2 separate regions of the Homo sapiens genome follow, and region 1 is linked to region 2. Evidence: read pairs that join two places in POLR2A ChIA-PET (ENCODE). Cell type or tissue: GM12878. All regions are shown on one strand. Each heading gives the region's core, and the rest is flanking DNA. Links, peaks and the distances in the headings are about the cores only. Region 1 has its middle 5.4 kb from the start of MIR3925. Region 2 holds the start of C6orf89 (chromosome 6 open reading frame 89).

The links. ChIA-PET counts read pairs that join two places held together with the same protein. Peaks named below come from ENCODE experiments on the same cell type or tissue, not always from the same donor. Only the 100,000 strongest peaks of a DNase experiment are listed, where the experiment ranks them.
Region 1: POLR2A ChIA-PET joins it to region 2 with 8 read pairs; 2 of 35 experiments call an interaction of 5 or more read pairs at or near these places.

Annotation. Positions count from the first base shown.
Region 1 is chr6:36,626,631-36,629,130 of GRCh38, forward strand. No RefSeq gene overlaps it. Among named protein-coding and RNA genes, the nearest start is that of MIR3925, 5.4 kb to the left of the region's middle. In GM12878, for the core only: no CTCF peak of the experiment used is centred there; a DNase peak (open chromatin) is centred at 1,361; H3K27ac peaks cover 1,560 bases.
Region 2 is chr6:36,885,650-36,893,435 of GRCh38, forward strand. It overlaps C6orf89 (chromosome 6 open reading frame 89), which reads left to right and starts at 303. Exons shown (of 9, transcript NM_001286635.2): 1 at 303-379. RefSeq lists an enhancer at 63-142 and a silencer at 363-542. In GM12878, for the core only: no CTCF peak of the experiment used is centred there; no DNase peak of the experiment used is centred there.

The DNA.
Region 1 (2,500 bases), core at 1-2,500, 260 kb before region 2:
GGATATGGGGCCTCACTCGGGAGGAGAAAAAGAGTGAAGACAGAGAAGAATCAGTATAGGGCTTGGAACATTTCTCAGGTCATATCTTAACAGGAATTAGTGAACTTGGCAGAAATCATTTCCTCCCTGGTCAAAGTGGACTGATTACCAGTTCACCATGGGTTAGGCTTTTTGTTTTTATTCACTGAAATTCATGAGGAGTGAGAGGGCCTTTCTGGGGCTCACAGGCTCAGCCAGATGATGTGATGATGCTTTGCATAGTGCTCAGGCCTTCTGTCCAGATTCCCTCAGCCGATCCCCAAACTTGGTGTTTAGATGAGTTGTACACCCACTCCCATCCGCCACTCTAACCCACACCTGTCCCCTCTTCCCTTCTCTTCATGGCAGGGCCCTTCACATTTCTTTTTTCTTTGAGATGGAGTCTCACTCTGTCACCCAGGCTGGAGCGCAGTGGTACAATCTCGGTTCACTGCAACCTCCGCCTCCTGGTTTCAAGTGATTCTCCTGCCTCAGCCTCCCAAGTGGCTGGGATTACAGGTGCACCACCACACCTGGCTAATTTTGTATTTTTGGTGGACACAGGGTTTCATCACGTTGGCCAGGCTGGTCTCGAACTCCTGACCTCAAGTGATCTGCCTGCCTTGGCTTCCGAAGGTGCTGGGATTACAGGCGTGAGCCACTGTGCCTGGCCCACATTTCTTTTTGAGAAATTCCGACACCAGCCCCTTGGTGGCCAGTCTGCAGACCCCTTGCATGGCCAGAGCCACACTTTTACACAGGTGACACCACTGCTCTTGTCTCCCTGTCTGCCCATCACTGCCACACCTGATCCAGACTCCCACAAGCACAAGCCAGACCTCTGTTCCAGCCTCTTCCAGTTTTCCTCCATGTTTCCTGAATGGATATAGGATCTCACCGTGCCTTAGGTAAGAGTAGCCAACTTTATTTTTTGGCTGCTGTCAGTTCAGCCTCTTAGAGTGCCCCTCCCCACACCTTCACACATACCATTGGGCACATGGCTTTGCCAAGCCTCCTTTTCACTGTGCACTGCCTTGGGGGGAAAGGCCTTGTCCCCTGGAAGCCCAGAAGGGCCTGGACCCTCAGGCACCTTGTGACCCTACCCACCAGGGTCCATTCTTCCCCAGAGTACCCCCTGCCCTACCCTCTCCCTCCCACCCTAGCTCTGCTCTGTCCCTCAAAATTCAACTCCAACTTCAGGCACATACCTCCCTCCGGGCCAAGGCAGGGACAAGGGGTTAGGTGCTCCCATGAGCTGGGAACGATGTCAAGAGCTGATTTCAAGATTGCTCTTCAAGAACTTCCTCAGCCTGGCTGACATAGGCCTTGAGGGCTGGGAATTCCCACCTGGGAATCTTTCCAATATTCTGCCAGCTGTTTCTTCTCTTTCAGTGGTTTTATTATTTTTTTCTTTCTGTTCCACCGCCTCCTTTCGCTTTCAGTATGGGAGCTCAGGCAGAATGGTGGAGGAGGGTGGGGACCTGGCATTTGCTGAGTTAGGAGCTGTGGCCAAGGCCAGCTATGCCAAGGGAGAGGACAGGATACAGGAGGAAACAGGGCTGGGCACAGTGGCTCATGCCTGTAATCTCAGCACTTTGGGAGGCCGAGGCGGGTGGATCACCTGAGGTCGGGAGTTTGAGACCAGCCTGACCAACATGGAGAAACCCCGTCTCTACTAAAAGTACAAAATTAGGCCGGGCATGGTGGCTCACGCCTGTAATCCCAGCACTTTGGGAGGCCAAGGCGGGCAGATCACCAGGTCAGGAGTTCAAGACCAGCCTGGCCAACATAGTGAAACCCCGTCTCTACTGAAAATACAGAAATTAGCTGGGCATGGTGGCACGTGCCTATAGTCTCAGCTACTTGGGAGGCTGAGGCAGGAGAATCACTTGAATGCAGGAGGTGGAGGTTGCAGTGAGCTGAGATGGCACCACTGTACTCCAGCTTGGGCAACAGAGTGAGACTTTGTCTCAAAAAAAGAAAACAGCAACAACAACAACAACAACAACAACAAAATTAGCCAGACATGGTGGTGCATGCCTGTAATCCCAGCTACTCGGGAGGCTGAGGCAGGAGAATCACTTGAACCTAGGAGGTAGAGGCTGCAGTGAGCCAAGATCGCACCACTGCACTCCAGCCTGGGCAACAGAGTGAGACTTCATCTCAAAAAACAAAACAAAACAACAACAAAGAAACAAGCAAAGAAAAAACCAAAATTAGCCAGGTGTGGTGGTGCATGCCTGTAATCCCAGCTACTCTGGAGGCTGAGGCAGGAGAATCACTTGAACCCGGGAGATGAAGGTTGCAGTGAGCCAAGGTCACGCCACTGCACTCCAGCCTGGGCGACAGAGTGAGACTTTGTCTCCAAAAAAAAAAAAAAAAAAAAAAGGAGGAAACAGGAGTGGAACAGAGGAAGTGAGACCAGCACCAGGGCGGCCTCTTGTTTTTCTGGGGATTTTTACGTCATTCAGCTCTGGGCATA
Region 2 (7,786 bases), core at 2,411-4,910:
TAGTAGGGGACTCAGTAAATGCTTGTTCTATGGATCAGTTCAGCTATGAAGTCTGTGTGAGCCAGTCCAGGTAAATTAGGAAGACAAGGATTTAGGACTGGGGCGAAAAGAGCCAGAACGGAAGAAGGACGCCAGGGGGAGCAAGAACCTACACTCTCCAGATATCGCGAGAGGTCCCGCGCTCGCCACGACACTGAGTGTTCTGTTTTGGGCGGAAGCGCTGGACGAGAGGAGGAATTACTCTAGGGTACAAGGCCTCGCCCAGGAGTGGGGGGTTGCTTCCGGGTCGCGCTCCCGGAAACAGGAAGTTGCCCATCCTCCTCGCCCGGCGGCAGCTGTCCCCGAGGCGGGAGGAGCCCGAGGGGCGCGAGCCCCGCATGTGAGTGACTGGGGCCCGAGGCTGGGTGGGGGGAGGCCGCCCTGTGACAGCCTCGCCGCGCCCGTCTCTGACATCCTCGCGCAGCCGCTTCTCGCCGCTGCTACCACCCTCTATCCCAGCGCGGATCCCTTTTCTCAGTCTCTCCAGTTTTGTAGACTGACAGCATCCCCTGGCAGCTCCCCCGGGGTCGACTCCCTTAAGACATCTGTCACTTTCTTTGACTCCGCCGGGGAGAGCAAAACGAGGTGGACCTTGCTTGAACTTGGTTCTCAGGCATCACAGCAGTGTCCATAACTTGAGCGTTGCTAATGAAGTCCAGATTTCTGCCCTTTTGACGGAATTTTTAAGAAATTAAGAGTAGATTCCCCACCCCCTTCTGAAAGATCTTTTTCTAATAATCGTTAGGGGGCAATAATTTTTTTTCTTTAAATGTGTACTTGGTATGTGATAAACCTGGCATCTTGGATTTCAGAAAGAAATATGACTTGGTTTCTTGACACAAGTAAAATAGTTGTTTGTAATCACCTCTTAGTAGAAGGAAATTTGCCTGCGTCGTGTTTTGTAGTATTTTAAGACTGTTAACCGTGCAGGCCACACTTTCTAGTCTCAGAGCCCTCATAGCCTTTGTATTCGCAAATATGTTTCTTTTAAAGTATTTAGTCATAAATCACTTTATAATAGAGACTACTTCCAGATACTTAGTATTCTGACTTTTCTGATGGCTCATTTGGTAGTTCCTGTGGTGGGATCTTCTATAGACGTCTCTCCCTTAATAAATTCGTTCATTTGAATTTGGGTTGTCAAAATTTCCCTCTAGGGAATAACATGCCTTTAAAATAATAACTAATAAATTCAATTCTGCTACATTGAAGTTTTGACTAAAGGTTCATGTAGCCCAACTTGCATACCAGAAAGAGGTCCTGTTTCTGTCAGACCTTTTCTGCCTTGGACTGAGGCATTTTTCAAGACCTGCTTTGAATACCTGTTCCTCCACAGCTACTCCACACACCAGAAACAATGTCCAAATGCTAGATTCCTAACCTGCTAACCTTAAACCCTCATCACATTGTTGCTACCTCTGCGTTTTTTTGTTTTTTTTTTTTTGAGACGGAGTCTCACACTGTCGCCCAGGCTGGAGTGCAGTGGCGTGATCTCTGCTCACTGCAAGCTCCGCCTCCCCGGTTCACACCATTCTCCTGCCTCAGGCTCCCGACCTCTGCATTTTTAAAAATGAATAAAATAATAAAACATAAAATGAATAAACCATGAGCCACGAGTTACATTCAATTAGTTCGGAATGATAATTTTAGGTCCTTTCTATAAATTTGTTCAACATTGATCTGATTCCACATCTGAGGTGAATTCCCACGTCTGTTCTTAGTTTTTTGTGTTTTCTCCATTTATCTCTGCTTTCAAGAAACACTATTTAGGGTGGGAGGTAGACAGGAAAATAGATGTAATGCCAAGCCCTAGAGGTGCATAGGACAAAAACTGAGGTCAGAGTCTTAAAGAGTTCACTTATTGGACAAAGCACTGGAGACTAGGCTTTTTAGGCAGAGGAAATTGTGTATGCAAAAGCAAAAAGATGTGAAATAGTATGACAGTGTAGAATGTGAAGAAGGATTGATGGGAAATGAAACTGAACAGGTAGGCAGTGACCAGATCATAAAGGGCCATGGTAAGTAATTTGGACTTTATCTTTTAAAAAAGACAGGAATCTCATTCCATCACCCAGGTTGGAGTACAGTGGTGCTATTACGGTTCACTGCAGCCTCGAACTCCTGGGCTCAAGCTACCCCTCACCTCTGCTTCCCAAGTAGCTGGGACTACAGGCAGGCACCACCACACTCGGCCAATTTTTATTTTTATTTTTTTTGTAGATACAGGGTCTTGCTATGTTACCCAGGCTGGTCTTGGAAGTCCTGGGCTCAAGCAGTCCTCCCACCTCAGCCTCCCAGTGTTGGGATTACAGGCATGAACCACCATGCTTGACTTAGGACTTTATCTTAAAATGATTGTTATTAGGTATTTAATTTGTCTGGCTATTGGAACAAATGTGTTACATCATTTTATAATTCTCTGAAATAAAACATTGTGGGGTAGAAATAATTATCCCCATTTTATACATGAAAACTGAGGCTTAGAGAGGATGAGTAGTGTCTCATGGCCACACAGTAAGTGGTAAAATCTAGAATTTGCATCCAGCTTTTTCCAACTCCAGTATCTGTGTTCTTAGTCACCATGCTAAACTGCTCCTGCAGAGGATGGGGAGTCTTGGAAGGTGCTTAGCATGAGCCAATTTGTGTTTCAAAAAAATAAGTGGCCGAGTGCAGCGGCTCACGCTTGTAATCCTAGCACTTTGGGAGGCTAAGGTGGGTGGATCACTTGAGGTCAGGAGTTCAAGACCAGCCTGGCCAACATGGTGAAACCCATTTTTTACCAGAAAAATACAAAAATTAGCTGAGTGTGGTGGCGCGTGCCTGTACTCCCAGCTACTCCAGAGGCTGAGGCACGAGAATCTCTTGAAGCCAGGAGACAGAGGTTGCAGTGAGCTGAGATCATGTCACTGCACTCCAGCCTGAGCGAAGAGTGAGACCCTGTCTCAGAAAATAAAAATAAAAAACTGGACAAGGTAGAGAATGGATTGGGGAAGAGGAGAACTGGAAGTATAGAGATTAACTACATCTTTGTGATGGTCCATAGGAGAGATGTTGAAGACCTTAACTGTGCTGTTAATGTAGAGAGGAAGGGATGAATGTGAGAATTATATAGGAGGCTGAATCAAGAGGACTTAGTGATAGTTTCATTGGTGGGAGTGAGGTAGGAGGAGAATAGTTTTTAAATTTGGAGGATTAGTGTTTCCATTAAGAAAAGAGGTGCAGTGGGAGGAATGAGTTGAAGGGGAAAACAGTAAGTTGGGTTATAGACACATTACATACAGGGAGCTATGGGAAACTTGGATCACCGTGTCTGGTAGGCAGGTAGATAAATGGGTCTTGAACCCTAGAGAGAGTTGTAGACTGGAGAAGAGATTTGGGAATCACCAATAGCTGGTGGTCAAAGTGTTGGAGGGAATAAGAAGGTCAAGGATAACTGGTGGATACCAGCAGAGAACGAGAGAATTATGTTAAGGTTTGAGTACACTTGAGGGAGATAGATAATGGGGTAGCAACAGCAGCTGCTGCAGAGAGGTCAGATAAGGTAATAACTGAAAAAAACGTCCTTCGAACTTGGCGTTTAGAAAGCCATTTGTGGCCTCAGTGAAAGCAATGTCGGTGGAGTGAGGAGGCAGAAATATGATTTCAACAGGTTAATAAATGAATGGAAACCTGAGAAACAAGAAAGTGTGTTACTTTCTCCCCCCAACCCCCAAAGGAGCTTTCCTCTGAAGGGAGGGAGGGAGAGAGTACCAGAAACTTAGAAAGGAACTATTATGGCATTTTTCTGATAGTAGAAACTGGAAAGGGTGAGGATGGAAGCAAGTAGAGGTAAGCTTAAAAATGTGAAGACTTCTTCAAGTATGTCAATGTCCTAAAAGACCAAAAAACAAAAACAAAAAAAAAAAGAAAAACCACACACTGGGGACTTGTTCTGAAGTTAAGTAGATTAAAGAGAGGCATGGCAGCCAAATTCAATGTGTGGTCATTGGTTGGATCCTGGATTTTTAAATAGCTATATGATCTTTTTAAAAAAATTTGATAGTTAAGGAAACTTGACTATAGACTGAATATTAGGTAATATTAAGAGATTACTCATTTTAATGGGTATGGCAATAATGCCAATGGTTGTGTGTAGAATAACGTCGTTATTCTTAGGAGATGCATGTTGAAATATTTAGAAATGATTTTATAATGTGTTGCAAATAACTTTCAAGTAGTTCTGGTAAAAACAGAAAGAAAATATAGCCAAATGTAAACAACTGGTAAATCTAAATGAAGGATATCCAGGTGTTCATTGTACTATTTTTGTACAAAAAGCTTTACACATTTAATGTGTACAGCTTGATGAATTTGGACATAAGTATGCCCTTGTGAAACCATCACCATGATCCATGCCATCAACCTATCCATCACCTTCAAGTTTCCTCCTGCCTTCTTACTTATTATTACTATTAGCAATAAGAACACTTAACATAAGACCTACCTTCTTAGCATATTTTTAAATATACAATACAGTATTGTTAACTCTGGGCACTGTGCTGTATAGTAGGTCTCTAGGAGTTATTCATCTTGTATAACTGAAACTTTGTATTCTTTGCCCAGTACCTCCCTGTTTCCCCCTGCCTGCAGCCTCCTGCAACCACCATTCTGTTCTTTGCTTCTATGAGTTTAGCTATTTTAGATTAATCGCACAAGTGGTATCATGTAGTATTTATCTTTCTGTGTCTGGCTTATTTCACTTAGCATAATGTCCTCCAGGTCCATCCGTATTGTTACAAATAGCAGGATTTCTTTCTTTTTTAAGGCTGAATAATATTCCATTGTATGTATATACTACATTTAAAAAAAAAATTTTATTCTTTTGACACAGAGTCTCAGTCTGTTGCTCAGGCTGGGGTGCCATGATGTGATCTCTGCTCACTGCAACCTCCACCTCCCAGGTTCAAGTGATTCTCATGCCTCAGCCTCCCGAGTAGCTGGGATTATAGGCATGCGTCACCATGCCTGGCTAATTTTTGTATTTTTAGTAGAGACAGGGTTTTGCTATGTTATGTTGGCCAGGCTGATCTCCAGCTCCTGGCCCCAAGTGATCCACCCGCCTCAACCTCCCAAAGTTTTGGGATTACAAGTGTGAGCCACTGTGCCCTGCCTGTACCTTGATTGTAAATTTTAAGCATTTATTGTAGTTTTAAGTTATTACTCTTTTAAATCGTATTAATCATTTCAATGTTTTATCAGTTATTTTTCCTTTTAATTGATGTTTGTTTCTTTGTAGTGGTTCTTATTATAATCTAAGAAGCACTTTTTCTTTTTATTATTATTATACTTTAAGTTTTAGGGTACATGTGCACAACGTGTAGGTTTGTTACATATGTATATGTGTGCCATGTTGGTGTGCTGCACCTATTAACTCGTCATTTACATTAGGTATATCTCCTAATGCTATCCCTCCCCACTCCCCTACCCCACTACAGGCCCCAGTGTGTGATGTTGCCCTTCCTGTGTCCAAGTGTTCTCATTATTCAATTCCCACCTATGAGTGAGAACATACGGTGTTTGGTTTTCTGTCCTTGCGATAGTTTGCTCAAAATGATGGTTTCCAGCTTCATCCATGTCCCTATAAAGGACATGAACTCATCCTTTTTTGTGGCTGCATAGTATTCCATGGTGTATATGTGCCACATTTTCTTAATCCAGTCTATCATTGATGGACATTTGGGTTGGTTCCAAGTCTTTGCTATTTGTGAATAGTGCCACAATAAACATATGTGTGCATGTGTCTTTATAGCAGCATGATTTATAATCCTTTGGGTATATACCCAGTAATGGGATGGCTGGGTCAAATGGTATTTCTAGTTCTAGATCCTTGAGGAATCACCACACTGTCTTCCACAATGGTTGAAGGAGCACTTTTTCTTTACTAGAACATATATTTAATTAATGGGATCACTGGATAAAATAGAATGGAATATATTCATAACACTAAAGAATGGATACCATACTTCATGGGTAGTGTAATATTAAAGAGCCAAGTAGAGAAAAAAGAAAATTTAATTTACTCTGGATATAGCTCCTAGTGTTGAAGATTGGGATGTATCTTGATGGACTTTTGAAACTTTCTTTTGAACTGTACTGTTTCCCCTTTTGTGCTTTAACTAGATGAATCAGTTTTCTATCCTAGAGTTACCTCGCTGGCATAGCTCTTCAGAAAACAGAACGTCCAGGGTAATGGCATATCAGTGTTCAGGACTTACTTATCTCTATAGAGGAATTAGTTCTCTGTTAAACAGGGCAAAAGAGAAGTTTACATTTCTCTTAACTTCTTTTCTGCTTTAAAGAAACATTTGTATTGGTAAGTTCTATCAGAGTTTTTCTGTCAGATATGCCTCTACCCTGTTTCTTCATAGGCAGAGACCCAGAAGGAATTGTGGAGAACATCTCATCAGAGCTCTCAGTTGTCTCCTCCTATTTCTGAAGTACTCCAGAAGTGAAACAACTCCCTGGCTTACCTCCGACAGGCCTCTCTTGAAAGCAAGGTTTCTTGACCTCGTTTTGAGGAGGGGTAGGAGGAGGTTCTCCTGTGCATTGCAGGATGTTTAGTCTTTACCCACCAGATGCTAATAGTACCCCTCCAGTTTGTTGATTTTTAATTTTTTTAAAAGAGCTGGAGCCTCCCTGTGTTGCCCAGCCGGGAGTGCAGTTGCTGTTCACAGGCGTGATCGTAACTCACTGAGCCTCTAACTTCTGGCCTCAAGTGATCCTCCTGCCTCAGCCTCCCGAGTAGCTGGAACTATAGGCATGTGCTGCTGTGCCCAACTCCTGTCCAGTTTTGATAATCAAAAATGTCTTCAGACATTGCCAAATGTCCCCTTTGGAGCAGAATTACCCTGAGAACTATTGTTGTAAAGTAGTGTCTCTTAATTGGGGGTGTGTGCCTTTAATCAGCAGAGAAGAGGCTTGAAAGCGTACACACCTGAGCTCCACTCCTAACAGTTCTGGCAACTTAGCATATCCGAGGTGGTGCATGATACTTTGATCCTAATAACTCCACTAGTGATCCTGCCTGTGCCCTTGCAGGTCTATGCCACTGTTAGAATCAGGCTAACTCTTCAGAACTTCCCCCTGTAGCAAAGCTCACTTTGGCCAGAGTTGGAACTACTTTCTGCAGGTAAGTGGATTGCCATCAAGCCTCAGCCGATTTCACTCAATCCTCTCATGCTTGATGCATAGTAATGACCTTATGTTTGAATTTTTTTTTTTTTTTGAGACGGAGTCTCGCTCTGTCGCCCAGTCTGGAGTGCAGTGGGGCAATCTCTGCTCACTGCAAGCTCTGTCTCCTGGGGTCACGCCATTCTCCTGCCTCAGCCTCCCAAGTAGCTGGGATTACAGGCCTCCGCCACCGCGCCCGGCTAATTTTTTGTATTTTTAGTAGAGACGGGGTTTCACTGTGTTAGCCAGGATGGTCTTGATCTCCTGACCTCGTGATCTGCCCGCCTCGGCCTCCCAAAGTGCTGGGATTACAGGCGTGAGCCACCGCGCCCGGCCTTGATTTTTTTTTTTTTAAGGGATGAGTTTTTTTGTTCTTGTTTAATTACCATCGTATCCAACCAAATCCCAATAGTGTCCCTCTAGCAAGACAATAAAAAATGTCTCCAGGCATCCCTGGGGGCAGAATCTTTTCCAGTTTAGGACGACTGATATAACCAAAGCCAAAAAGAGGGCTTATCACAATCCACAGGTATTCTTA